2 separate regions of the Homo sapiens genome follow, and region 1 is linked to region 2. The links are chromatin loops, found by intact Hi-C in ENCODE. Cell type or tissue: B cell. All regions are shown on one strand. Links, peaks and the distances in the headings refer to the core of each region. The heading gives the core; the rest is flanking DNA.

Region 1 (15,116 bases), core at 3,844-11,843, 78 kb after region 2:
TTTTAAATACTTTGTGATGTAGAACATTCTCTCTGGCCGGGTGTGGTGGTTCATGCCTATAATCCCAGCACTTTGGGAGGCCAAGATGGGAGGATTGCTTGAGCCCAGGAGTTTGAGACCAGCCTAAACAACATAGCGAGACTCCGTCTCTACTAAAAATACATAAATGAGCTGGGTGTAGTAGCTTGCATCTGTAGCCCCAGCTACTCAGGAGGCTGAGGTGGGAGGATCACTCAAGCCCAGGAGGTTGAGGCTGCAGGGCTGTGATCGCACCACTGCATTCCAGCCTGGGTGACAGAATGAGACTGTCTCAAAAAAAAAAAAAAAAAAAAAAAAAGGGCTAGGCGTAGTGGCTCACATCTGTAATCCCAGCACTTTGGGAGGCCGAGGCAGGCGGATCACTTGAGGTCAGGAGTTCAAGACCAGCCTGGCCAACATGTGAAACCCCGTCTCTACCAAAAAATACAAAAATTAGCTGGGCGTGGTGGCACGTGCCTGTGATCCCAGATACTTGGGAGGCTGAGGTGGGAGGATTGCTTAAACTAGAGGCGGAGGTTGCAATGAGATGAGATCACACCACTGCACTCCAGCCTGGGTAACAGAGTGAGACTGTCTCAAAAATAAAATAAATAAGTAACATTTTTTTCTGACCTTCCCTGTTCTTTCTGAGACCCCCTTGTTAAATTTTAAGACTTGCAGTTTTTGAGGCCTGGTTCTGAAGTGAACTACTCAGCATTACTTGCAAAGGACAGACCTGCAAAGTGACGTTTTGCTGGCAGAAATGGAGAAGGAGCTGAGTACAGATTTCATGTAATAAAAGTGAAATGAAAATGAAGTGCACGTGGAAATGTTCTTCTCTGAAACGAATTAGACTATCCTGTATTTAGCTGTTTTGGGGAAAACATTCAATATTAATATCTCTTATGCTTCTTGAAACCACCCCCACCACCTTCTTCTTCTTTTTTTTTTTTTGAGACAGAGTCTGTCTTTTGTCACCCAGGCTGGGATACAGTCGCATGATCGTGGCTCACTGCAACCTCCACCTCCCAGGTTCACGTGATTCTCCTGCCTCAGCCTCCCAAGTAGCTGAGATTACAGGCGTGTGCCACCACACCCAGCTAATTTTTTTTTTTTTTTTGAGACAGAGTCTTGCTCTTGTTGCCCAGGCTGGAGTGCAGTGGCGTGATCTTGGCTCACTGCAACCTCCGCCTCCCAGGTTCAAGCTATTCTCATGCCTCAGCATCCTGAGTAGCTGGGATTACAGGTGCCCGCCACCACGCCTGGCTAATTTTTGTACTTTTAGTAGAGACGGGGTTTCACCATGTTGGCCAGGCTGGTCTCAAACTCCTGACCCAGGTGATCCGCCCGCCTTGGCGTCCCAAAGTGCTGGGATTACAGGCTTGAGTCACTGCATCCAGCCTTTTTTTTTTTTTTTTTTTGTATTTTTTTAGTAGAGACGGGGTTTCACCATGTTGGCCAGGCTGGTTTCGAACTCCTGACCTCATGCAATCTGCCCGCCTTGGCCTCTCAAAGTGCTGGAAGTACAGGCATGAGCCACTGCACTCGGCCACCCCTTTTTCATCTATGTTTGTGTGGTCTTTACAACTGCCCCATGAAGCAGGCATCAATTTCCATTTCACCCACAAGGGACTGCGGCTCAGAGGCCCAAATTCACACAGTTTTAGTGGTGGCTGAGGATGTGAAGCTGGCTTTCTGAGGCCTTGATAAGCTTCAGCAATAACAAGGCTGACTGATACTTATTAAGTAGTTACTATGTACCAAGACCTGTTCTATTGCGATACATAGATCCATCCATCCACCCATCCATCCATCCATATACAGTTGACCTTGAACAATCGGTGGGCGGGGGTGGGGGGGTGTTAGGAACACCAACCCCCTACACAGTTGAAAAACTGCATATAACATTGGATTCCCCCAAAGCTTAACTACCAACAGCTTACTGTTGATGGGAAGCCTTACTGATAACATAAAGTTGATTAGCACATTTTTTTAATGTTATATATATTCTACTCTGTATTCTTAACAATAAAGTAAGCTAGAGAAAAGAAACCATTATTTAGAAAACCAGGCTGGGCATGCTGGTGCACACCTGTAGTCCCAGCTACTTGGGAAGCTGAAGCAGGATGATCGCTTGAGCCCAGGAGGTTGAGGTTGCAGTGAGCCGAGATCCCGCCACTGCACTCCAACCTGGGTGACAGAGAGAGACCCTATCTCAAAAAAAAAAAAAAAAAGAAAGAAAGAAAGAAAGAAAAGAAAAGAAAAGAAAATCAGGCCGGGTGCAGTGGCGCACACCTGTAATCCCAGCACTTTGGGAGGCCAAGGCAGGAGGATCACTTGAGTCCATGAGTTTGAAACCAGCCTGGGCAACATAGTGAATTCCTGTCTCTACAAAAAATACAAAAATTAGCCAGGAGTAGTGGTGCACACCTGTGGTCCCAGATACTCTGAGGCCGAGGTGGGAGGATCACTTGAGCCTGGAGGTCAAGGCTGCAGTGAGCTGAGATTGTGCCACTGCACTCCACCATGGGTGACAGAGCAAGACACTGTCTCAGAAAAAAAGAGAAAATAAAATTATAAGGAAGAAAATATATTTAGTGGGTCGTCATAAAAGTCTTCATCCTCATCATCTTCATGTTGAGTAGGCTAAGGCAGAAGAGGATGAGGGGGAGAAAGAGGAGGAGGGAGAGGGGGAGGAGGGGTTGGTGTTGGGGTCTCAGGAGTGGTAAAGAAGTGGTGGAGGAGATGGAAGGGGAGACAGAAGAGGCAGGCACATTTTATTTTTTTAAATCCGTTTATAAATAGACTCATCCAGTTCAAACCTGTATTGTTCAAAGGTCAACTGTATGTATAATTTAAACCTCATAACAACCCAATGAGGTAGTTGAGACTGGCTCTGTCTGATGTTGACTCATTAGACTCTTCAACCCAGAACATATTTACACTTCAAAAAGTAAAAAGGAAGGCCAGCCGTGGTGGCTTACATCTGTAATCCCAGGGCTTTGGGAGGCCAAGATGGGAGGATTGCTTGAGGCTAGGAATTCAACATCAGCCTGGGCAACAATAGCAAGACCCTGTCACCACCAAAAAAAAAAAAGTTAGCCAAGCATAGTGGTGCGCACCTGTAGTGCCAGCTACTCGGGAGGCTATGGCGGGGGGAACCCTTCAACTCAGGAGTTTGAGTCTGCAGTGAGCTATGATCACACCACTGCACTCCAGCATGGGTGACAGAGTGAAAGCCTGTCTCTCAAAATAAAATAAAATAAAAACAAAAAGCTTTCAATTTCTAAAAACCTTGCATTCTGAGACAGGCCATGAATATAGAAGCTTCCAGGAAGCCTTGAAATACACCAAAAGCTTAGCATCTTATATAAACCATATCTTGTTTTTAATTAATCAAAGACAGAAATTTCTGGTTTTTATCAAAAGAAGACAAGCAACCTCCAATGACAATTGATGACATCTGTATAATAATTTGAACAATAAGCACCACCTTCTCTCTCTTTTTTTTTTTTTTTTTGAGATGGAGTCTTGCTCTGTCCAGGCTGGAGTGTAGTGGCGTGATCTCAGCTCACTGCAAACTCCGCCTCCTGGGTTCATGCCATTCTCCTGCCTCAGCCTCCCAAGTAGCTCGTACTACAGGCACCTGCCACCATGCCCGGCTAATTTTGTTTTTGTATTTTTAGTAGAGATGAGGTTTCACCATGTTAGCCAGGATGGTCTCCATCTCCTGACCTTGTGATCTGCCCATCTTGGCCTCCCAAAGTGCTGGGACTACAGGCGTGAGCCACCACGCCCGGCCACCACCTTCTCTTTTTATCCGTCCGTTGTTAGTTGGTTTTCTGAGAGCTAGACTCCTTTGTAATGAAACTTGTACATTAGACTTTTCTCTTTGGGAGTACCATTCTCATTCCCATTATTTCAGAAACTGGGACACAGAGAAGTTCAGTAACTTGTCTAATGATAGGGATAGAAGAGGTCAGAGAGAATGTTCGAGTCTCATGGTGTTGCCCAGGCTGGAGTGAAGCTGGGATAGGGAACCAGGCAGCCTGTCCCCATAAGCCCTGCTCTGACTTGCCCAGCCAGTGCTTGACTTGTAAGCACCAGCTTTGCTGAAGTTGTTCCCTCCGTATACTTTACTAGCCCTTACTATTTTTTTTTTTCCTTCTAGCTCTGTCCTAGCTACTGAGAATACAGATTTATTTTAAAAATGCAGTCACTGTTCACGGGAGTTTAAACTTTTAAATGAGGGCATCAGACAAGTAAACAGGCAGTGATAATAGGGCATGGTAGAGCCATGATAGAGGGATGCAAAGGACTGTGAGAGCCTGGAGGAAGCACCTCACTCAGCCCTAAAGGTCAGGGAAGGCCACCTACAGGTGGGACACTGGAGCAGTCTTGAACATCAGACTGTCTCAAAAAGAAAGAAAATCAAGTATGGGGCTGGGCCCAGTGGCTGATGCCTGTAATCTCAGCTCTTTAGGAGGCTAAGGCAGGCAGACTGCTAGAGCTCAGGAGTTCAAGACCAACATGGGCAACATAGCGAAACTCCATCTCTACAAAAATAAAAATAAAAATAAAAATTAGCCAGGCGTGGTGGTGTGTGGCTATGGTCCCAGCTACTTGGGAAGTGGAACGGGGAGGATGACTTGAGACCAGGAGGCAGTGGTTGCAATGAACCATGACTGTGCCACTGCCACTGCACTCTAGCCTGGGCAACTGTCTCCAAAAAAAAAAAAAAGAAAAGAAAGGCCAGGTGCAGTGGCTCATGCCTGTAATCCCAGCACTTTGGGAGGTTGAGGCAGGAGGATCACTTGAGGCCAGGAGTTTGAGACCAGCCTGGCCAACATGGTAAAACCCTGAATCTACTAAAAATACAAAAATTAGCTGGGCGTGGTGGCACATGCCTGTAGTCCCAGCTACTCTGGAAGCTGAGGCATGAGAATCACTTGAACCTGGGAGGCAGAGGTTGCAGTGAGCCATGGCTGCGCCACTGCTCTCCAGCCTGGGTGACAAAGCAAGACTGTCTCAAAAAATAATAAATAAAAAGAAAGAAAAGAAAAGAAGAATAGGATAAGTTGGGTGGGGAAGGAGAGGGCCCCATTACAACTGTTAATCACTCCAAAACTTAGTGGCTTAGCACGACGACATTTTGCTTTACTTTTTCGTGGTTCTGGAAATTGGTTGGTATAGTTCTCTCAGGATCTCTGATACAGTTGCAGGGAGATAGGGGCTGGTACTTGATTCATCTTAAAGGCTTCACTGAAATATCTACCGGTTGACACTAGTTGTTGGCTGGGCCCTCAGCTGGGGCTGTTGACCAGAACACTCCATGTTGCCTCTTCATGTAGCCCGGACTTCCTGATAGCACAGCAGCTGGGTTCCAACAGCAAGTCTGGGGCTACACTTCCTGGGAACAAGGAAGAAGCTATCTCACCCGGACTTGGAAGTGACATGGCCTCACTTTCACCATAGTCACAAGCCCTCCCAGATTGAAGTGGAGAGGTTCTACCTCTCAACAGAAGTGTCAAAGTCACCTTGCAGGAAAGAGGATGTGGGATGGGAGATATCACTGTGGCCATTTTGGAAAACACCATCTGCCACAAAGACCTGTAAGGGCCTAAGTACTGAAGAGATTACACTCATCCCACCACCCAAATGTATTTCAAATACAAACAACTCTAGACCATAAAATAGGGGCAATGCAGCCCAATAAAGTATGAACTTCCTGTAACTCCTTCCATGCTTTTTTTGCTGGTGGTGGAAGGGACAGGGTGTCAACCATCAAATACTGTAGCGATATATTCTTTTTTTTTTTTTTTTTTTTGAGACGGAGTCTCGTTCTGTCGGCCAGGCTGGAGTGCAGTGGCATGATCTCGGCTCACTGCAAACTCCGCCTTCTGGGTTCATGCCATTCTCCTGCCTCAGCCTCCCAAGTAGCTGGGACTACAGGAGCCCCCCACCACACCCGGCTAATTTTTTTGTATATTTTTAGTAGAGACGGGGTTTCACCATGTTAGCCAGGATGGTCTCAATCTCCTGACCTCATGATCTGCCCGCCTCAGCCTCCCAAAGTTCTGGGATTACAGGCTTGAGCCACCACGCCCAGCCATCAAATACTGTAGAGATATATTCTTTTTCTTCACTCTCTTTTTTCTTAGGGGGTTGCCTCTGCTTTGCTGGTGCCCTAAGTGTGTGCTCAAACTATATGGTGGATGCTCCAGCCTGGGGTAAGGGTGTTTTGGGCAGAGGGAGGAGAACATGAAAATAAGTTAAACAGCAAGATTAGGTACACTTGGATGGGTAGAAACCAGAGGGAGAATGGTGAGACACGATGCTGGAAGGCTGATAAGAAACAGATCAGGAAGAGCCTTGTGGGCCAATCATAATACTGAGCATCAATAACAATAGCACGCATTCTGTTGTTCTTAGTATTCTAAGCACTTTTCATAAGCACACATTTAACCACTCAACAACCCTGAGAGATAGGTAATATGATGGTTTTTTTTTTTCTGAGACAGTCTTGCTCTGTCGCCCAGACTGGAGTGCAGTGGCGTGATCTTGGCTCACTGCTACCTCTCCTGGGTTCAAGCCATTCTCCTGTCTCAGCCTCCCAAGTAGCTGGGATTACAGGCGAGCGCCACCACTCCCGGCTAATTTTTTTTTTTCAGTAGAGACGGAGTTTTGCCACATTGGCCAGGCTGCGATTATTTCATTTTATGGATGAGTTAAACTGGTTAAATACTTTCTTCAGGCTCACACTGCTAGTAAGAGGCAGAAATGTGATTTGTGCCCAGGAAGTCTGGCCCCAGAACCTGCTCCCTTAACTGCATATTACTAATCAAAGGAGTGTGCACTTCAGCCTGAAGGTGAAAGTGAGTGATTTCCTAGAATATGAAATTTGATTAAAACAAAAGTAGAGAATTTCACTAAAACCTTCTGGCCTGATTTTGGATACCTTGGGAAATACAAACTCAAGAATGAAATGTTACATCCTTTTTTTAAGGTATACTATACATATGATTGTAACTCATGCCTGTAATCCCAACATTTTGGGAGGCCGTGGCGGGAGGATCACTTGAGGCCAGGAGTTTGAGACCAGCCCGGCCAACATAGTGAAACCCTGTCTCCACTAAAAATACAAAAATTAGCCGGGAGTGGTGGCTCACGCCTGTAGTCCCAGCTACTCAGGAGGCTGACGCAGGAGAATCACTTGAACCCGGGAGGCAGAGATGGCAGTGAGCCGAGATCGCACCACTGCACTCCAGCCTGGGCGACGGAGCGAAACTCCATCTCAAAAAACAACAAAACATCAATCTTAAGAGTACAAACTTACGAGTTTTATACATGTGCACACCCATATAATCATTACTCGAATATCACAGACATGATGTTGGGTGAAAGAAGCCAGATGCAAAGCGTACCCCTTCATGAAGTCCAGGAACTGGTGATGGAGGTGCTAGAGGACAGAAGAGTGGTTATCTGGGGCTAGGCATAGTGACTGGGAGAAGGGCATGAGAGAGCCTCGGGGTGTGGAAACCGGCTTTTCGGGTCTGCAAGGGTCGCTGGGAAGTGTAGTCTTTTGTTGGGGGCGGAATGAGCTGCTAAAAGGCAGGGTCCTTTTACACCAACGTTGATAGAGATCGATATTTATTCCTGCTACACTGACAAAAAGGAATTGTACACGAAGAAAAAAGGCAGACATTTAGAGAAGAGGAATTAACGGGCAGGTTCATAGGAGGGCTGCTAGAATCTATCAATCTCACACTACCGTTTCCTTTTTCTTTTTTTTTTTCTTTTTCTTTTTGGACCTTGCGTCTTTTCGCGCCAAAGTCCTAGAGACAGAGCCTGATTGGCCCAGCCACGACCTGTGCCCATCCATTGGTGGAGACCTCTTGATTAACAATCTTTCAAATTTCCGGAGCGACCGAGGGACTGACTGACAGCCTCGGGAGCTTACGCGCATCCCTGAAGCGGGCGCCAGCAAGTCCTTGGGGAAAACGCTGCCTGTACCCAAACCATAACCACGCGCTTGTCCCCTGCGAAGTGCTTCCCGAAAGACCCCCAAGGCAATTTTAAAGTTGCGGACACCTGAACCTGCTCCAGAGCTGGCTGGAAGCAGGAGCTGCCTCCCCAGGATGGGGCAGAATTTGCATCTCTCCACTTTCAATTTAAGGTGAACAAAGCAGAAAAGCAAGTAACTTATCACGATCAAAATGCAACATCTGATTCCCTTACACCTACCAGGAGGACAGTGCCTATTCCACACAGAGCCAGAAACCTGGAGAGAGGAAACAAAGAATGTAAGTGAATTCTAGGCAGCAAGCATTTTTCCATCCCTCAGCTAAGAGCCCTGCCACCACCTGTCCGTCTTCAGTAATACACTGGTTGACACTTTTTGAGACCCCAATATAGCGCTGAGCACTGCCCAACCTAAAAATGACTATTATTTTCCAGTCACTTTTTTTTTTTTTTTTTTTTTTTTTTTTGGCAGAGTCTTGCTCTGTTGTCCACGCTGGAGTGCAGTGGCGTGATCTCGGGATCTCGGCTCACTGCAACCTCCACCCCCCCGGGTTCAAGCGATTCTCCTGCCTCAGCCTCCCGAGTAGCTGGGATCACAAACTCGCGCCACCACGCCTGGCTAATTTTTGTATTTTTAGTAGAGACGGGGTTTCACCATGTTGGTCAGGCTGGTCTCAAACTCATGACGTCATGATCCACCCGCCTGGGCCTCCCAAAGTGCTAGGATTACAGGCGTAAGCCACTGCGTCCGGCCTAATTTTTTGTATTTTTAGTAGAGACAGAGTTTCACTATGTTGGCCAGGCTGGTCTCGAACTCCTCAGGTGAGCCGTCTGCCTCGGCCTCCCAAAGTGCTGGGATTACAAGCCTGAGCCACTGCGCCAGGCCCAGAGTCACTTTATAGATAAAAAGCCCTATAACTTCAAAGATCAATACCTAAATTACAAGGGGAAATTAAGTATTCATAAACAGATTAAAATATGCTTTAAAGTTCCATGTAACCATAACCTTTCTTCAAAAGGTTATTAATGCTTAATCTGTGCCAAAAAGTCACATTGAATATACATAGAATTTATGTTCTTTGTAGCAAGATTCAGGGTGGTTTGGATAATTAAGACGAATATGTGAGTAATTGTTCCTGAAGGCTCCATGTGTTTGGAGCTATAAGAATATTCCACATTCTGAGAATGTGGAAATTACTTTCAGTCTGGGAAAGGAGGCAGGGTTAGGGAAGCCTTCATGCAGGAGGTGGTATGACAACATCATCACTTCCTCAGTATTTCTGTATTGCAGTCAATAAATGTCTGTATGAAAAGCACATAGCACCGTGGCAACAAACTAGATACAGCTCTTGCCCTCTAGAAAAAGGGGGAACATACTCCACCAAAGATGAGGTACAGTGTGTGCCAAACAATGTGCCTATACTTCCTGCTGAATTACAGTTATTTTATTTATTTATTTATTTTGAGATGGAGTTTTGCTCTTGTTGCCTAGGCTGGAGTGCAATGGCACGATCTCGGCTCACTGCAACCTCCGCCTCCCGGATTCAAGTGATGCTCCTGCCTCAGCCTCCCAAGTAGCTGGGATTACAGGCATGTGCCACCACGCCCGGCTAATTCTGTATTTTTGGTAGAGATGGGGTTTCTCCATGTTAGGCTGGTCTCGAACTCCCAACCTCAGGTGATCTGCCCACCTCAGCCGCCCAAAGTGCTGGGATTACAGGTGTGAGCCACCGCGCCCAGCCTACACTTTTTTTTGGTTGTGGTTTTTTTTTTTTTTTTTTTTTTTTTTCTTGGAGACAGAGTCTCGCGCTGTCCCAGGCTGGAGTGCAGTGGCGTCAGCTCTGCAACCTGCACCTCCTGGGTTCAAGCAATTATCCTGCCTCCCAGATTCAAGCAGTTCTCCTGCCTCAGCCTCCCGAGTAGCTGGGACTACAGGTGCACGCTGCCAAGCCCGGCTTATTTTTTGTATTTTTTAGTGGATACCGGGTTTCACTGTGTTGCCCAGGCTGTTCTCGAACTCCTGAGGTCAGGCAATCTGCCTGCCTCGGCCTCCCAAAGTGCTAGGATTACAGGCGTGAGACACCACGCCCGGCTCAGTTATTTTTTATTTATTTATTTTTTTGAGATGGAGTCTCACTCTGTCGCCCAGGCTGGAGTGCGGTGGCGCGATCTCGGCTCACTGCAGGCTCTGCCTGCCGGTTTCACGCCATTCTCCTGCCGCAGCCTCCCGAGTAGCTGGGACTACAGGCGCCCGCCACCACGCCCGGCTAATTTTTTGTATTTTTAGTAGAGACGGGGTTTCACCGTGTTAGCCAGGATGGTCTCCATCTCCTGACCTCGTGATCCGCCCGCCTTGGCCTCCCGAAGTGCTGGGTCAGTTATTTTTAACCTGTGTATTTGACCTCACTCACTAGAGCCCTGACAAAATGGTTGCTTGGGGAAAGCTATTTTTGGAAAACTTCTCCAACTATAACTCATAAGGTGTAAAACTGTCACATTTGTCCAGAACGTAATCTAAGGAAACTGTCATACAGTTCCCAAGGACATTTTCCTTTACCAGAGGCCCCTTTCAAGGTACGGCTATTGGATTACTCCAGTTGCCACCCTTGTCTTAAAGGAAAAACTCAGCTGAATTAAATTTAGCAGAGTTTATTTGAACAAGAACGATTGGCAAATCAGGTAGCCTCAGCCAGAGTAGGCTCAGGGACTCCAGTACAGCCATGTGGTGGAAGAAGATTTACAGACAGAAAAAGGAAAGTGAGGTATGGAAAATGGAAGTGAGGTACAGAAACAGCGGATTGGTTACAGCTCAGCATTTACCTTACTTGAACAGAGTTTGAACAGTAGGCCACCTTTGCATTGGCCAAAATGCAGTGACTGACACAAGAGTAGGCTACAGTCTGCTTACAACTTCATTTAGGTTATAGTTCACAATGTGCAGAGAGACCTTTAGGCCAAACTTAAAATACGTAAGGAGGCAGCTTTAGGCTAAACTTGATTTAACACTTGCAAATATACAAATATGTTCTGGTAATGATTTGCATGTTTTCTCACAGGGTAAAAGGCATTTCCGTGCAGAAAAGCAACAGCCTTAGGAGTAAGTAAAATTCCCTTAACCAATCAGTATATAAAATGTGGCCCATTCTCCAACATTTACAATGTGTTCATCATTTGTAGTTACCTGGGTTAATAAAACAGATAAATGCAGCCAGTTGTGATGGCTCACGCCTGTAATCCCAGCACTTTGGGAGGCCAAGGCAGGCAGATCACTTGAGGTCAGGAGTTTGAGACCACCCTGGCCAACATGGTGAAACCCCATCTCTACTAAAAATACAAAAATTAGCTGGGAGTGGTGGTGCATGCCTGTAGCCCCAACTAGTTGGTAGGCTGAGGCGGGAGGATAGCTTGAACCCAGGAAGCAGAGGTTGCAGCGAGCCGAGATCACTCCACTTCACTCCTGCCTGGGCGATAGAGCAAGACCCTGTCTCAAAACAAGACAAAACACAACAAAATAAAAACGCATAAATGGAATAATCAAAACTCAAGGCTGGGCAAGGTGGCACACACCTGTAATCCCAGCATTTTGGGAGGCTGAGGCAAAAGATCACTTGAGCCCAGGAGTTTGAGACCAGACCAGGCAACATAATGAGACCCCCATGTCTACAAATAATACAAAAAATTAGCTGGGCATGGTGGCATACACCTGTGGTCCCAGCTACTTGGGAGGCTGAGGTGGGAGGATTGCTCGAGCCCAGGAGTGAGCCATGATCATGCCACTGTGCTCCAGCCTAGGCAACAAGTTAAGACCCTGTGTCTTAAAAAAAAACAACAAAAATAAGCCGGGCGCGGTGGCTCATGCCTGTAATCCCAGCACTTTAGGAGGCCGAGGCGGGTGGATCACGAGATCAGGAGATCAAGACCATCCTGGCTAACATGGTGAAACTCCATCTCTACTAAAAATACAAAAAAAAAAAAAATTAGCCAGGTGTAGTGGCGGGCGCCTGTAGTCCCAGCTACTTGGGAGGCTGAGGCAGGAGAATGCCGTGAACCCAGGAGGTGGAGGTTGCAGTGAGCCAAGATTGTGCCACTGCACTCCAGCCTGGGCGACAGAACAAGACTCTGTCTCAAAAAAAAAAAAAAAAAATGGTCGGGCATGGTGGCTCACGCCTATAATCCCAGCACTTTGGGAGGCCAAGGCGGGCAGATCACAAGGTCAGGAGATTGAGACCATCCTGGCTAACACAGTGAAACCCTGTCTCTACTAAAAAATACAAAAAAATTAGCTGGGCTTGGTGGCGGGCGCCTATAGTCCCAGCTACTCGGGAGGCTGAGGCAGGAGAATGGCGTGAACCTGGGAGGGGGAGCTTGCAGTGAGCCAAGATTGTGCCACTGCACTCCAGCTTGGGGGAAGAGCGAGACTCCGTCCCCGCCCCCAAAAAAAAAACACCCACACAAAAGCTCAACTGGGAAAATTAACTGAGGCTTTTAAAATTCCTTAGCCAAAAGCTCTTCCTTCCACTGGTTCTGCTTCATCTAGGTTGACCCCCTTTTGGTAAGCACCAGCTGGGGATTTTGAATCTCCATTCAAAATCATAATCGCAGACCTATGAAATTATCTCCAGAAAACTGTACATCTGTAACAGTAAAGGGAGACAGATCCAGATATTACAATGGTCTTATGAAACAATTATAAATTACATATTAGTGAAAGAATCTTTTCATAGTGAGCTCCTGGGAAACTAAAACTGCAAGGACCACAGACTTCAACCAGCAGGTTTCGTCTATTGGAAATAACATTAAAAACAAAACTCGGTGGGGCGCAGTGGCTCATGCCTGTAATCCCAGCACTTTGGGAGGCCAAGGCAGGTGGATCACCTGAGGTCGGCAGTTTGAGACCAGCCTGACCAACATGATGAAACCCTGTCTCTACTAAAAATACAAAATTAGCTGGGCATGGTGGTGCGTGCCTGTAATCCCAGCTACTCGGGAGGCTGAGGCAGGAGAATCGCTTGAACCCGGGAAGCGGAGGTTGCAGTGAGCCTAGATCACACCACTGCGCTCCAGCCTGGGTGACAGAGTGGGACTCCGTCTTAAAAATAAATTAATTAATTAATTAAATTAAATGAAAAACACAAACAAGAAAACTCTCTTCAATCAAAACGGTATGGACCTTATCAGTTACTCCTTAGTAGCCCTTTGGGATAGTGACAGGAGGCAGTCAAATGCCTAGGCAGATAGGGGTGGGTCCCTGGTGAAACCCGACCTTTGAACTGAAGACAGTGCCACGTAGATCCTTGGATAGGATCGAGAACCTGTCTTCCCGTTTGGCATGCTTTCCTCTGATTGATCCCCACTCTTCACCTATTTTACATATACCTACCCTTTCCTAATTGTTTTTTTTACACTGCCATGCTCATCCTTTAGTGGTGTCTTTGCTGTAGCCTTTCTTTGATACTCACAAACCAATCAGTATCTACTCCCCTATTCTGAACCCATAAAAGCCCTGGACTAAGCTAGGGGGAACCACCCCCTGCATCTCCTCTCTGCTGAGAACTATTCCATCACTCAATAAAATTCTTCTCCACCCATTCTCACCCTTCAATTGTCAGCATATCCTCATTCTTCTTGGATGCAGGACAAGAGCTTGGGAACTGCCAAACATGGGTACAAGCTATAGCACAGGCAGGCCGATTGGGTGGGGCACCTCCAGTGGCTGGCCCAGGGCCAAGCAAGGCCCAGGCTAGGGGGCGTCACTGCCTGTGGAGGTCTCCAGTTGGCAAAGTGACTGAGAAAAATCCTGCATCATTTGTGAACGCAAAATATCTGAGTCAGGTCTCAGTCAATTTAAGAAAGTTTATTTGCCAAGGTTAAGGATGAGCCTGTGACACAGCCTCAGGAAGTCCTGAGACGTGCCCAAGGTGGTCAGGGGTATAGTTTGCTTTTATGCATTATAGGGAGACATGAGAAATCAATAACATATGTAAGATGTACATTGATTCCATCCAGTAGGGGAGGATAACTTAAAGTGGGGGCTTCCAGGATAGAAGTAGATAAGAGACAAAAGGTTGCATTCTTTTGAGTCCTTGATCAGCCTTCCACTGAATACACAATTTAGAATGGCTCAGTGAATATGCATTTTCACATAAGCAATAGGGCAGAGGAAGCAATCAGATATGCATTTGTCTCAGGGGAGCCTCAGAGGGATGACTTTGAATAGAATGGGAGGCAGGTTTGCCCTAAGCAGTTGCCAGCTTGACTTTTCCCTTTAGCTTAGTGATTCTGGCGTCCCAAGACTTATTTTCCTTTCATACCTTATACCACAAAATTAGAAGACAGAGACCCTTGGATTCACGTCTCAGAAGGCTGAGTCAACTAAATGTGGACTATTTCACCAGGTGATACCCTAGGATGGTTCTTTGGGTTATGCCTGGGCACAAGGTGAAAAAGTTCATACCCTTTTTTTTTTTTTTTTTTTGAGACGGAGTCTCGCTCTGTCACCCAGGCTGGAGTGCAGTGGCGTGATCTTGGCTAACTGCAAGCTCCGCCTCTCGGGTTCACGCCATTCTCCTGCCTCAGCTACAGGCGCCTGCCACCATGCCTGGCTAATTTTTTTTGTATTTTTAGTAGAGATGGGGTTTCACCCTATTAGCCAGGATGGTCTGGATCTCCTGACCTCGGGATCCACCCGCCTCAGCCTCCCAAAGTGCTGGGATTACAGGAGTGAGCCACCGCGCCCAGCCTACCCTTTCAAACTGTCAACAAAAAGAGTCAAACTCTGTAAAATATTTTAAGAGATTTATTCTAAGTCGTATATGAATGACCAATGTTCCATGACAGCCCCAGGAGATCCTGAGAACATATGCCCAAGGTGATCAGGTTTTATACATTTTAGGGAGACAGAAGACACTAATCAGTATATGTAAGATGTACATTGGTTCAAAGTCGGGGCAACCTGAAGCGGGGGTGGGGCTGGGATGCTTCCAGGTCATAGGCAGATTCAAAGATTTCTGGACTGGCAATCTGTTGAGAGTTAAGTTATTTTCTGAAGACCTAGGCTCAATAGGGAATGTGAGGGT
Region 2 (15,116 bases), core at 3,579-11,578:
CCCGGGGAAGCCCCAGCAACCTCCCTCCCTGAGTAGGTATCATGGTGCCCCAAGTTCAGAAAGTGACACCGCAGGACACAGGCTGTCCTCATCAGCTAGAGCCCCCAGGGGACAGCGTGTCTTCCAGTCAGTTGCATCTGGAAGTGCCACTCCCACCCTCTCTATTCAATACACACTTCATTCATATCCATGTGTGCAGATCTGTGAAAAAGAAACTTAAGTAGCAGAACTTAATTCGTGTGTGGAATACATATTCTACATAACTTCACTAGACAGTGGGGACAGGGCACGAGGACACCTGTATATACATCACAGTTCAAAGACGTTGAATCATGACAGAGGAATAGAGAAGGGCCACTAAGTCTTCTGAGAGCAGAAGGTTTAAGATTAGAGAGAAAAATGCTTCCCAGAGGGATCTCAAATTCATGGGACAAAATTCAGAGGACAAGAATATCCATACAGGAAGGCGCAAAGAATGATGAACAGAATGGCCAGGCGCGGTGGCTCACGCCTGTAATCCCAGCACTTTGGGAGGCCAAGGCGGGCGGATCACGAGGTTAGGAGACCGAGACCATCCTGGCTAACACGGTGAAACCCCGTCTCTACTAAAAATACAAAAAATTAGCTGGGCATGGTGGCGGGCGCCTGTAGTCCCAGCTACTCAGGAGGCTGAGGCAGAAGAATCACTTGAACCTGGGAGGCGGAGGTTGCAGTGAGCTGAGATCGCACCACTGCACTCCAGCCTGGCGACAGAGCGAGACTCTGACTCAAAAACAAAACAAAACAAAACAAAAGATGAACAGAAAGATGCCGTGAAGGCCACAAGGACAAAATGCACGTAACCAAGGCCATGTGGCCAGGCCACCTCGCTGAACAGCTCTGGCAACCAGGTTTCTAAACAGAAGAACCTTACATTTCTTTTCAGACATTTCCAAGGGAATTCTGTCAGAAGCACGTCAGAGGTCACATTTTGTCATGTGAACATTTAACAGCAATGCATTTTTGAACAAGTGATTTTTAGAACATCTTTCTGCTGCTTACAGAAGGCTCTTCGTTATTCTCACTAGGTGCTTGGGGTAACAGCATAGTCACTTCCACAGTGGCTCTTTCCTCTCTTATAAATCATACTAGGACATGAAATTCTACCTAAGCTACTAAGTAACTTTCCTTTGATTTCTAGGTAAGAATTAAAAGGATCACGTAGTTTTTCAGAGGAAAAAAAGTAAGTACCAAAAGAAAACAGAACCCAAAGTCACATTTGACCAAAACCAGCCATTTTAGCTCAACTGTGGGTTGTTTCTGGGCTGTGATCTCAGAACCCATAGGTTGTACGTAAGCGCCTAGGGCCCGGGTGCACAGCCTTGAGACGGATGAGAAGCGATGGGAAGGCCAGCCCACCAAGCTGTTCAACTCGGTGAACCGTCAGAACAGGACTCTGTTCTCTAAAAGACTCCAAGTTAAAATTAACTGATAGGATATCGGCTACAACTAGCTGTGCCAGCCCAGAGACCACAGGAAACTCACAAGCAGCCAGGTGCCCTGTGACCTGAGCGCATGGGTTCTCAGAGTATGGCATCTGAACCAGCGGCATCAACATCAGCTGGGAACTGATTAAGAGTGAAGAAGCCCCTGCCCCCCACAGATCTGCTGAATCAGAAACGCCAGCACGGGCTTTAGGAAGACCTGCAAGTGACCAGCCCACACTCATCTGAGAATCACCTCTCAGTCTCTCTGCCTGTATGGATAGACTTCAGCTGCAGGTCCCTCACACTGGGATCTCCACCATGAGGAGTGGGGAGGAGCCGATCTTGGCTCAAGTCATTCATTCCCAGCCTCCCACCTCCAGCGCTAAGAGCTGCCCCTGCCAACTACCAACACCACACAACTCTGAAAAATCATCAGGGTACCACCCTGGGGCCAGGCTGTGGGACTATGTTGGGGGAGATGGCCCAGGTCCAATGAGACCCCAAGAGAAGCTTTGCTCGTCCTGTGTCCCAGCTCTCTGGCTATTTCAGAGCAACCATCAGTCCTTTTGGAGAGTCCCCAATGGGAAGGAGACAGTTGGGTGATTAAGTTGTGTTTGGGGGATGTCCAGAAGCCTCAGGCCTGATAACCCACAGGGTCCCAGAAATGCCAGGGCAGGCAGGGGCCTCAAAGCACAGGCCCAAGAGGGCTCCAAGAGTTTGCTGTTCACTGTGATCGGTCACTGAGGACCTGTCATACTGCTGGAACTACTTCCTCGCCTCTTAAAAATAAACTAGGAGGAGCCTCTCTGAGGTCATTAGTTATGGTGACTTCAGAAACAAATGACGACAAGGGCTATGATGACAAAACAATGGAATGTGTCACCTGTGCCCCTTTTTGCACGAGTGCATACACTCGCTTTGCTTCCTTCCCCTTCAAGGAAAACATCCTGCCCTGGTGGAGGGTGCAGAGCCCAGGGCCCACCTTTGCAGTGTCGGTGGAGCACGTCCAGGGCCGCGATGAGGAACTCGTGGGCGTCCTGCTGCTCGTAGCCTGCTAGGTGCCTCGCGTGGGTCCACACCAGGTGCAGCAACTTATACGGGATGTGAGGGGACCGGTGTCCAGAGTAAAACTGCCAGAGGGCGGGGAAGGAAACCTTGTCAGGAATAAATGTAGACTCTGAACACAGAGTACACACAATCAAAACCTTTATCAGATGCCTACCATTGGCTGTGGCTCATTTGACACAAATGTTTGGATTTTACTTTTCTACTTTTTGCAAAGTCTATTTTTATCTGGGCTCACTGGACTTTTCGAGTCCTCATATGAATTTTTTCCTTTCTACCATCTAGTTTTCCACATATAAGCCTAAAAAATGAATTATGACTTGCTACTATGAGATCACATGCAAATAAAAGTGACTCGATTTGCCCAATACTAGTTTCCTCAAAGCACTAGCCAAACCACTCAGGCCCATGGACACCAGCACCTCCGCAAAGGGAAGCACATCACTGTGATTATGCAGAATTCACCAGCATCAGCCACAGGATTCTCTGCCTCTGAGGCTAATGGCAATTAGCTGAGGGCTTGCCAGCCAGTCCTCTCCAACAGCTCAACTCCAGCCGCAGACCCAGCAGCACACCTTCCATCCCACGGCTTCCTCCCCAGGTCAGAACCCACAGAGGGGTCTTGCCTGTGCAAATACAGAATTCAGGGCAGTTTTATTTCTCATCAAAAAACCCAAAACCACAGACCACCCAAATGTGTCTGAACTGGGAAACAGACAACTAAACCATAACCCATCTACATAATGGAACCCAACTCAGACATCGAAAGCACACATCATGGATGCACGCAAGACACGGGTGAATCCACCCAGTATTACATTAAGTAGGGACAGCCAGATTCAGAAAGGCTACTTCCTGCATGCATCCATCCGTATGATGCGCTGGTAAAGGACACTCAAGGGACCGAAGACAGATCGGCAGCTACCAGGGTCTGGGGACTGGGGGTTGACTTCGGAGGGGCACGAGGGAGTTCGGAGAGGTAACAGTTCTTCATCTTGAGTAGCAGCAGTTACACAACTATGCATTCGTCGAAACTCATCTATCTATAGGCTAGAAGGTGGGTGTGACTGTAATTTACACCTTAACAAGCCGGAGTCTAAAAACAATCTAACACAAGTGAGCTTATCACTAAAGTCAGTGATACAACCACCCACCAACTTCCCAGCTGCACCCTCCTTTCTCCTATTTGGGCCGTGTCCCCAGCAGTTATGGCACATTGCAGGTACTTTGAGGAAATCGGTTAGGCTCGACCAGAGGCTGGCAATCTGTTTTTGAAAGGCTTGGACAGTAAATAATTTCAGCTTTGCAGGTTGGATAGCCTCTGTCCAACTGCTCAACTCTGTGGCTGTCCCACAAAAGCGACCAGTGACCAGACAGACATGAGTGAGCTGGCGTGGCTGCATCTCTCGCAGAGGTTACGAATGGGAACAGGCCAGGGCTGTTGGCTGGCTCCTGTGCAAGGCACCTGAAGAACAGGCACCAGCCTGCTTATTAGTTGAGGTAACTGAGCTGCTTCAGCTCTGAGAAGCATGTCTAGGTCACGGAGCCGGTGAGGGCTGAGGCGGCAGCCGTGAACGCCTTGCTCTGAACGCTGCCATGCTCTGATGCCGGGGACAGAAGTGGACAGGAACGCCACACGTGCAGCCCACAGGAACAGCCAACGTGCAGCGCGTAGCTCATGAGGACAGAGGCTCTGATGGGGCATGCTTAGAGAGACCTGGCGGTGGAGGAGACTCGCATACCAGGAGGACACAGGAGGGTGACACATGCGTGCCTTTCTGAGCCAGGAAGGTAGACCATGGAGGAAGAGGAAGGGGGAGAATCACCCGTCTTTAGAGACAAATGTCACCCACCAGGGAAGTCTCTGCCACAAGCCTCTCAAAGGGCTTCTCCTTGTTCTGAGTCAGCAGTGCGTCCCCAAAAATCACGCCAGGTCTTCCCTTTTTGGAAAACTGTGTTTTCCATAATAGACATGTATATTAAACATTAACTTACTACAAAAGGTTCTAAATGTATCTTCCTTTATCATGGTCCACCTTAAATTTTTTTTTTGAAGGTGAAAACAAAGTAACAGAAATGTTCCCCTGCAGAAGTCAATGGCGCTCACCTCCTGAAACAGTGAGGACATCTCACAGACCAGACAGGAGCTGGGGCTCTGCATCTCACAGCGGTGCCTGTCAGACAGGAAGAAGTCCCGCAGAAGTGGCGTGTGGGTCAGGGCCTGCACGATGCAGTTCATGAAGCATGTGTTCCCAAGGTTGATCAGCCCACGCAGACCTGGACACAAATCACCAGAGAGCAGGAGTTACCTGTGTGCTGAACCACAGGTGTCGCTGGATCCCAGCGGCTTCCTCTACCTCTACATACTCATTTTCTTTTATTCATTCATTCAAGCCAGAACACGATGAGATATCGCATTCTGCTAGTTTTTATGCCACTTTTACATGAACGGTATTGAAGAATGTCCACCACCATGGACCCCTCCCACTTCAGCCATTGTATGCTTTGACAGAATTACACAAATATAGTTTCTACGACAACAGGCCAGGTCAGAGTGAAGCCTAATGAACAAACAAAACAGGTTTTTAAAAATGTTCTAGGGCCAGGGCAGGGGCTCATACTTGTAACCCAGCACTCTGGGAAGCCAAGGCATGAGGATCACTGGAGCCCAGGAGTTCGAGACCAGCCTGGGCAACATGGTGAGATGTCTCTACGCAAAACACAAAAATTATCCAAACATGGTGGTGTGCACCTGCAATCCCAGCTACTTGGGAGGCTGAGGTGGAAGGATCGCTTGGGCCCAGGAGACAGAGGGTGCAGTGAACTGTGCTCCAGCCTGGGCAACAGAGCAAGACTCTGTCTCAAAAAAGAAAAAGAAAAAGTTTTAAAGGGTATTCCCTCAATTTGTAGAAAATTCAGCGAACACTTACACTCACACACATCATTTCTCTCCCTGAAGATTACTGTGCCCAGCCTCACCCTGGCCAAAATCAACTTGAGTCCCTTTACCCACACAGACGCTGAAGGCTGTGAGGGCAGGGCTGTTGCTACGCATCACTCTGCGCCCCAAGCCCACTGCAGGTCCCTGCAGAGAACAGGTGCTCAAGAGCTGGTTGCTGAGCACATTGATGAGTGACAGTTATGCAGGGCTTCAACAGAATCATGTGGACTTAAGAAACCCACAATTCTGTATTTACTTTTAAACCCTGGAAAGAAGCCTAGCTGAGAGTGACGACACGCTCCACCCACCTATGGTGCAGTTCGAGGTGATCTTTCTCCTTTTCGGGTTGTGCTTCAGCAGTTCAAGCTCCCGTTTGGTTGGTTCCCAAGTTGAAAACTTCTCTCCAACGCCTAAGCAGATGAAGGACAGTTCCAAGCGCTATTAGCTAGATTTTCACATCAAGTGTGTTTACACATAAAAGCTGTGGCGCTATGCTGTCTGTCAGGGTGCATTTCAGTGAGCAACATCCACAGCACCAGGGCTTTCTCAAACTCTACTGTGCTGAGAGGGGCTACACACAACACTTAAAGGAGCTTCTCACAGAGGGTATGAGGATGTGAGCTACGTTTCCTGCAAGAAAAGCAGCACCTCCAGTCAAAACTACCCCAACGCCAATGCCAAAACAGTTGTTTTTCAAATGTCTTCCATCCTTCAGCACAGAGATGGCAGCATCAGCACCAATGGGAACTTACATGAAGGATTCTCCCGCAAACAAGTGAAATTGAAGGAGAGAGCTTGCACTTTTCAGCAAACTGAAATAGCATAAACTCAGCGTCGAGTTACCAAACTAAGATAGATCCAACAGTTAAAAACGTGTGTGCCACAAAATATTCAGAGAGTGGTGGTAAATGCTAATTGGCATAGTATTCCATTCAACGCACACCCTATGCGCTCAGAAGTACTTGTTCCATGCCAACCAACATTTCTGAATACTTCAAAATACTTTAAAAGACACAGCATGTTGGATAGACAGAATTATAAAATGATTCTAGAAGAATTCCATTTTAATCCTGGACATACATTTCTTAGGCCCGTGCTTTAAGTGCTCTGCACAGAATAATACACCCACACTTAGTCACAATGTTATTAAATTTCTGAGAGGGAAAAGAACAGCGAACACAAGTCAGAGATTGCTCTCCAGAGAAGACTTGTTAAACACAAATAATTCTGCTCACTGAAAGAGCCCCTGTTGCTATTCTTCCCTTCTCAAAACACTGGGGTGTTTTCAATGGAGAGTAATCAAGGCAAGAATGTAAAACAGGTGTCAGGTTCATATGTTTCCTTTGCAAACAGTGATGGCTTTGCTACCAGGGAGATCAGATGCTCACCTGTCAACTGGGGTAAACCACACCTGTCACTATGTCACTATCACTGTCAACCACTATGAGCATCTGTCAGAATCAAAAACCAAAAAAAAAAAAAAAAAAAAAAAAAGGAAAAAAAACTCAGGGAAGCCAAGAAGAAATAAAAAATAAAGAAAATGACTGCATGTTTGCTCCTCTCACTCTGTGTAGCCAATAACCAGTGTGTGTGGCCACACGGTGGCGACGGCAAGTGCAAAACCCACACTGGTGCGAGAGCCGTGAGGGCAGCTCACAAGATGGCAAGGATCTGACTGTGCAGTGGGGCTGCTGGGAGACTCTCCTAGTTTCCTTCTGGTGGGTCTAGTTTCCATCTGGTGGGTCTAGTTTCCATCTGGTGGGTGCACGCTGTTGACATGGATTTAACATCACCCAAACAGTCCAGAGTTTTAAAAGAGATTCTACCACAACTTGATCCGAAAATAGTCTGCTCTCCTGGGAGGAAGGAGGTATGTTTACATATAACATTACTGCAAAGAGATCGCTTGCTAGAATTCGGCAGAGCTGAGGGCAAACCACTCAGGGATGTCCAGATACGGAGTCACCTGTCCCCGAGAGGTGTGACCTCGCCACACTCGTTCAGCCCCACATCTGCAGGTGCGCCCTGGGAGAGCTTAAGTAATGCTGGGGTTGTTCCCTTGGCCCAGCTGCAGGCCCATGGGGGACCTGCAAGGGAAGCACCCTGGAAGTGGTCCCAAGCACACGGGCAGCTATGCATGCCTCGACACTAGCCACCTCCCCTGTCATGCAGAGCTTCAGCTGACTCCACTGTGGGCCTTAGGGGAAGGTGGGGACGGCCTCTTCCCACCAGCCTGCCACTTCCCACCTAGGTACTTCTCTTTCTCCTACTGGGTCTGCCCTTGATGGACATGAGGGAACTGCAGGATCAAGCAGGTAAACTGAGGTGGAACCAAACCTTGCATTTTCCAAGCTTTTCGCTGCTCCTCCTTGGCGATTATTTCCATGTCTTTGTCATAGATGTAGTCCTGGCACAGAAAACAGTAGATGCCTCCGTACATCAGATCAATGGCTGAGGAGAGAAAGGAGGGAGGAGAAACCAAGTTGAATTAAAAACCACAATGGAAGGCTGGAGGGCAGAGTTAAACACAGTGAGGTTCTGTAGATACTGACTGTTCACAGCACCTTCCTATTCACAAGCAGGGAAGCCAGTCCAGCGGAGTCTCCTATCCTGAGCAGGTGAGGGGCATGCACTGTGTTTGGCAGCTCATGCCCAGGGCTGAGGTGTCTTAAAAAACAGAGGCGACCCATACATACTTTTCAAAGCAGCCAATACTCCAGGATCAGGACCTCTGCCACCTTCTCTGAATGCGTGGTATTTAAAACTGGTACAACTGCATTGGATATTTTCAGTCCTGGCCACCTGACACGGAGTGACTATGCTTCCCTCCATCTAGAATTCCTGACACCATCACCATAAAGAATGTGGCAGCAACTTGCTGTGACTTTTGTGGTTGGCGGCATTTGCTACTCTTACCTTAAGTACAGGGGGAAAATAGTTTCTCATCGGATGACTTTGATTGACATCTTGACCCAGAGCTGCCTGAAGGTGGGTCTTCTACCACAATTTCTCAACTGCATCTTCTAAAAAATGGGACTAATAGGCCAGGAGCTGTGACTTATGCCTGTTACCCCAGCACTTTGGGAAGCCGATGTAGGCAGATCATTTGAGGCCAGGAGTTCAAGACCAGCCTGGTCAACATGGTGAAACCCCATCTCTACTAAAGTACAAAAAATTAGCCAGGCATGGTGGCACACGCCTGTAACCCCAGCTATTCGGGGAGCTGAGGCGTGAGAACAGCTGAAACCTGGGAAGGGGAGGTTGCAGTGTGCCAAGATCTTGCCACTGCACTCCAGCCTGGGCAACAGAGTGAGACTCTGTCTCAAAAAATAAAAATAAAAATAAAAAAATTATAGTAATACTAGTATATTCTTTTCACAAATAAGAAGAGATACATATGTATGTATAAATTTCAATTTTCTAAAACAGTCACAAGAAACTGTTCACAGTCGTTTCCTTTGGGGAGAAGTATACATTTTCGTGTCGTTTGAACTTTCTAATCGTGTGCATGTCCAGTTTTTAATTGTCAACATAAACCTTTATTTTATGGAAATAAGATCCACTTTTGCTTTCTTTGTTAAAAGTAATAATTTGTAAAAAGTCAAAAAAATAAAATAAAATAAAATAGGACTAATAGTTTGGGCTCTTAATTATTTTATCATAAAAGTAAGTAAGATAAAGTCCTCTGAGTGCCTGAAAAAAGGTACTCTCTCCATTCAACAATTTATAAACAACTGGGGTTAACCGGGTGTGGTGGTTCACGCCTGTAATCCCAGCACTTTGGGAGGCCGAGGCAGGCAGATCACGAGGTCAGGAGATTGAGACCATCCTGGCTAACATGGTGAAACCCCGTCTCTACTAAAAGTACAAAAAATTAGCCAGGCATGGTGGCAGGCACCTATAGTCCCAGCTACTCAGGAGGCTGAGGCAGGAGAATGGCGTGAACCTGGGAGGCGGAGCTTGCTATGAGCTGAGATCTCACCACTGCACTCCAGCCTGGGCAACAGAGCGAGACTCCGTCTCAAAAAAAAAAAAAAACCAAATGAACCAGGATTACCTACCCAAAGGAAGGTAAATGGCTCTACCATAAAGACACATGCATGCGTGTGTTCATCGCAGCACTATTCACAATAGCAAAGACATGAGATCAACCTAAATGCTCACCAATGGTGGACTGGATAAAGAAAATGTACATATATACCATGGGATACCATGTATACATAAAATGAAATGAGATCATGTCGTTTGCAGGAACATGGATGGAGCTGGAGGTCATTATCCTTAGAAAACTAACATAGGAACAGAAAAACCAAATACCACATGTTCTCACTTATAAGTGGGAGCTAAACCATTAGAACACATGGACACAAGAGGAGAACAACAGACACTGCGGCCTACTTGAGGGTGGAGAGTGGGAGAAGGGAGAGGATCAGGAAAAACAAACAAAAAAAATTGTCAGGTACTACAGTACATACCCAGGTGAGGGAATAAACTGTACACCAAACCACTGAATAATACGTTTATATAACAAACCTGCACATGTACCGTTGAAACTAAAATAAAAGTTAAAATATTTTTTAAAAAACTGGGAGAGAAACCCGGCGTGGTGGCTCACACCTGTAATCCCAGCACTTTGGGAGGCTGAGGTGAGTGGATCACTTGAGCTCAGGAGTTCCAGGACCAGCCTAGGCAACATGGTGAACCCCCATCTCTACAAAAATTAGCCGGGTGTGGTGGTGTGTGTCTAAGGTCCCAGCTACTCAAGAGGCTTAGGTGGAAGGATGGCTTGAGCCCGGAAGGCAGAGGCTGCAGTGAGCCAAGACTGCACCACTGCACTCCAGCCTGGGCGAGAGTGCCAGACTATGTCTCAAAAAAAAAAAAAAAAAAAAAATTGGGAGAGTGGGGCTTAAATCCACGTGATGTCAGACACCCGGGAGGCAGCGAAGCACAGAGGAAAGACCATGGATTGAGAGTAACTGGCACCAGCCCTCACTATGCCACCTGCCAGCTGTGCACCTTTCATCAATTACTCCACACCTCTGAGCCTCAGTTTCCCCTGCGGTAAGATGCTGATAGCAACGGTACTAGTGCTTCCCAGAGCTGTGTGATGATTAGGTTAGTATATAACTTAAGTGCATCCCCGGATAAACAGGGAAGTCTTGGAACACCACAGTTTTATTCTATTTCAGGTCTTAAGCTACTACGACTTATATTGTGGTAAATCTTTGAAGTCTTCCAAAGCAGATCTGTTGAAACTCAAAACAGCAGTTTAAGATTCCCAGGGCTACCTTCTGCCCTACTCAAAAAATTCACAAAATGCCAACAACGATGTTAAAATCCTGGTGGGAGCTGTCGCAGAGCTCAGCCATCAACCTTTGCCACTTCCTGTTCATCAGCAGTACAGCCCCAGCACATGGACGTCACAGAGAAATCCTGACAGAGACAAGTTTACAATAAGGGTGATGAGAATTTACAGTAAGGCCAAGATATCCCGTGAAAAACAGCCCACACATGTAGCTGACAACAAAAACTCTAGCCTGGGAAGACGGATCACCATTCCAGTGCCTATGTAAATCCTTCTAGATTTAGGCCTTCTTTAAGACGCCTTCACACTGCAACGCTCCCACTGCATAAAACCAACCGACATCCACAAGGCATCAGGACCATTTGAGGGGATAGGGTATCTCTGTAACAAATGCTGCTGGGACAACTGAATATTCACCTACAAATCCTTACCTCATACTGTATACAAAAAATTAACTCGAATGGATCAGAGACCTAAATATGAGAACCAGAAATATAAAACTCGTAGAAGAAAACTTAAGGGCAAGTCTTCATGACCTCGGATTTGGTAAGGGATTCTTAGATCTGACACAAAACCATCAGCAACAAAAGAAAAAATAAAACCAGGCTGGGCAGCAGCAGCTCACACCTGGAATCCCAGCACTTTGGGAGGCAGAGATGGGAGGATCACTTGAGCCCAGAGTTCAAGATAAGCCTTGGAAACATGGTAAAACCCCATCTCTACACAAAGTACAAAAAATCAGCCAAGCGTGGTGGCGCGTACCTGTGGTCCCAGCCACTCAGGAGGCTGAGGTTGGGAGGATCACTTCAGCTTGGGAGGTTGAGGCTGCAGTGAGCTGTGATTGTGCCACTGCACTCCAGCCTGGGTGACAGAGGGAGATAGTGTCTTGAAAAGAAAAAAGAAACTGGACTTCATCAGAATTAAAAACGTCTGATCCTGTGCTTCAAAGGACACTATCAAGAAACTAAAAAGAACCTACAAAATGGGAGAAAACATTTGCAAATCATACATCTGCTCAGAGTCCAGTATCCAGAATATACACACACACCCCAACACACGCACACACTGTATACTGTGCATGTGTATATATAAAGAACAACAACAAAAACCAAACAACCCAATTTAAAAAAAGCAATGGACATGAACTGATATTTCTCCAAACATATACAAATGGCCCAACAAGCACATGAACAAATATTCAACATCACTGGTCATTAAGAAAATGAAAATCAAAGCCACAATGAGATACCATTTCACACTATTATGGGTATTAAAAAATAAAAGTGTTGGCAAGGATGTGAACAAACTGGAAAGCTTGTCCATCACTGGTGAGAATTAAAATGGTGCAGCCACAAAAAAAAGATGGTGTTTCACATAAGTTAAGCAGTGACCTGATGACCCTGCCAGCTCACTTCTAGGTATACATCCAAGAGAAATGAAAACATGTCCCCCTAGAATTACACACAATGTCCACAGTGGCACTATTCCTAAGCACCAAGACGATGGGAACAACCCACACGTCCATCAGCAGATGAACGGATGAAGAATGTGGTCTACATAAACAATGGAACATGACTGAGCCATACAAAGGAATGAAATACTAATCCATAATACAACTCAGATGAATCACAAATGCATGCTTGCGGAAAGAAGCCAGACACGAAGGGCCACATGTTATATGATTCCACACATATGAAATATCCAGGAAAGGAGAACCCACAGAGACAGAAGGTAGATTCAAGTCACCAAGGGACAGGAGAGAGAGCAACAGGCAGTGATCTGTTAACGACGCATTCCTCTGTGGTGCAAAAAAGTTTTGAACTAGAGAGGTGGAGGACACACAACATTGTAAATGTGCTAAATGTCACCGACTTGTAGACTTAAAAATGGTTAATAGGGCCAGGCGCGGTGGCTCATGCCTGTAATCCCAGCACTTTGGGAGGCCGAGGCAGGCGATCACCAGAGGTCAGGAGTTCAAGACCAGCCTGGCCAACATGGTGAAACCCCATCTCTACAAAAATACAAAAATTAGCTGGGCATGTTGGTGTGCGTCTGTAAGCCCAGCTACTCGGGTGGCTGAGGCAGGAGAATTGTTTGAACCTGAGAGGCGGAGGTTGCAGTGAGCTGAGACCGTGCCATTGCACAGCATGATATTGAGGTGACAGCTTCCAGATGTCCATAAGAAAACAGCTGGATCATAAACACATCATAGAAGATACAGGTATGTTTTGCCTTAAATCGTCTCACTTCTTTTTTACTTTATTTTTTTGAGTCTTGCTCTATCACCCAGGTTGGAGTGCAATGGCTTGATGACAGCTCACCACAGCCTTGACCTCCTAGGCTCAAGAGATCCTCCCACCTCCTGAGTGAGTAGCTGGGACCACAGGCACACACCACCACGCCCTGCTAATTTTTAAATTTTTTGTAGAGACAGGATTTCACCATGTTGTCCAGACTAGTCTTGAGCTCCTGCGCTCAGGTAATCTGCCAACCTCAGCCTCCCGAAGTGCTGGGATTACAGGTGCAAGCCACACCGCTCCTCCCTCATCTCACTTCTTTAAAAAAAAAAATTAGTAGGAAAAAAAAAAATCAGACACACTGTGTCCAGGCATGGTGGCTCACTCCTATAATCCCAGCACTTTGGGAGGCCACAGCCGAAGGATCGCTTGAGCCCAGGAGTTCAAGACTAGCCTACGCAACATAGTGAGACCCTGTCTCCACAATTTTTTTTTTTTTTTTGAGACAGATTCTCGCTGTGTTGTCCAGGCTGGAGTGCAGTGGTGCGATCTCGGCTCACTGCAACCTCCGCCTCCTGGGTTCAAGCGATTCTCCTGCCTCAGCTTCCCGAGTAGCTGGGACTGCAGGCGTGCGCCACAGCACCCAGCTAACTTTTTTGTTATTTTTAGTAGAGACGGGGTTTCACCATGTTGGCCGGGATGGTCTCGATCTCCAGTCTGCCCACCTTGGTCTCCCACAGTGCTGGGATTACAGACATGAGCCACCACGCCCAGCCTACAAAAAATTTTTCAACACAGGAAGTCACTCGGCCTCCCAAAGTGCTGGGATTCCAGGTGTCGTGGTGTGTGCCTGTGGTCCCAACGAGAGGCTGAGGCAGAAGGATCTCCTGAGCCCAGGAGGTCAAGGCCGCAGCGAGCCATGACCGCGCCACTGCACTCCAGCCTGGACTCCAGACAAAGCGAGACCCTGTCTCCAAAAAAAAAAAAAAAAAATCAGACACACTATCTGTGTCGTCAGCCTCAGTTAAAGCCGTGGGTCTTATCCTTTACTACGAGTACTCCTTGTAGAGAGCTGTAAGGGACGTGGGTGCAGTGACTTTATGGACTCGCATGTTGTTTCCAATAGGTCTTTCTAGGCTAATGTTTTTAAAAGAGCATCAAATTACAGAACTTCAGGGCGGGAAAGCCTAAAAATATCTTTACCTGGAATTGCTAGGCTCACATGAACTATTCCCTAAAACAGGTATCTAGCTTGGACCGCTTGAAAATGCTGTTCTGAAGGATATCCTGCCAACTCCATGAGCATTCCAAGGAAAACACTACTGTGTAGAAGAAACAGTTAATGCACGAAGTCAGAAAACAAAGCCAAGGCCGGGCACAATGGTTCATGCCTGTAATCCCTGCACTTTGGGAGGCCAAGGCAGGAGGATCACATGAGGTCAGGAGTTTTGAGACCAACCTGGCCAACATAGTGAAACCCCATCTCTACTAAAAATACAAAAATTAGCCAGGCGTGGTAGCAGGCACCTGTAATCTGTTACATGGGAGGCTGAGGCAGGAGAACTGCTTGAATCCAGGAAGCAGAGGTTGCAGTGAGCCAAGATCACACCACCGCACTCCACCCTGGGTGACAGCGCGAGACTCCATCTCAAAAAAAAGAAAAAGCCAAGAGCAAAACTGAGTTTTATGTAACTTCTAGAATGTAGAATGAGTTTGATTTTGTAAGGCTGTGAAAGGTAAATTAATCTTGAGGCCACACACAGTGCTAAGGGAGCCTTTTCAAGAACTGTGTGACTGGAAACAATGAAACCCATTGCTGAAGGCCATAAAATCACCTATGCCCACCCAACCCCACGCCAGCCTCAGCGACCTCATATTGCATGGAGCTCTTTCTTTATAAATGTTTGCCTAAGGTGATTCCTATGTGTTTCAAAGGGTCTGACGTTTCATTAGCAGGGACAGTGCAACTTTTCACAGGAAGTCAGCTGGACATAAGACAGCAGGCCATTCACTCAGAACCATCGGATGCGAAGGCAAACTGAGGACGCGATTCAGCTGAGCTCGGCTTGTCCCTTTCACTTCCAAGTGTCACCAGTGAGGGG

Evidence for each region. Hi-C counts contacts between places; a loop is a spot of excess contacts. Peaks named below come from ENCODE experiments on the same cell type or tissue, not always from the same donor. Only the 100,000 strongest peaks of a DNase experiment are listed, where the experiment ranks them.
Region 1: it touches region 2 in a loop (13-fold over the local background); 9 of 110 quality-filtered maps call a loop at or near these places.

Annotation. Positions count from the first base shown.
Region 1 is chr17:21,091,517-21,106,632 of GRCh38, forward strand. No RefSeq gene overlaps it. Among named protein-coding and RNA genes, the nearest start is that of LINC01563, 24 kb to the left of the region's middle. RefSeq lists enhancers at 7,344-7,960, 7,760-8,054, 7,961-8,578, 7,973-8,182 and a silencer at 7,760-8,054. In B cell, for the core only: CTCF peaks have their summits at 8,363 and 8,563; a DNase peak (open chromatin) is centred at 7,885; H3K4me3 peaks cover 1,356 bases.
Region 2 is chr17:21,013,304-21,028,419 of GRCh38, forward strand. USP22 (ubiquitin specific peptidase 22) reads right to left here. Exons shown (of 13, transcript NM_015276.2): 3 at 7,810-7,923; 4 at 5,781-5,882; 5 at 4,639-4,808; 6 at 2,449-2,596. Among named protein-coding and RNA genes, the nearest start is that of USP22, 22 kb to the right of the region's middle. In B cell, for the core only: a CTCF peak has its summit at 7,051 (motif pointing right); a DNase peak (open chromatin) is centred at 7,098; H3K27ac peaks cover 1,739 bases.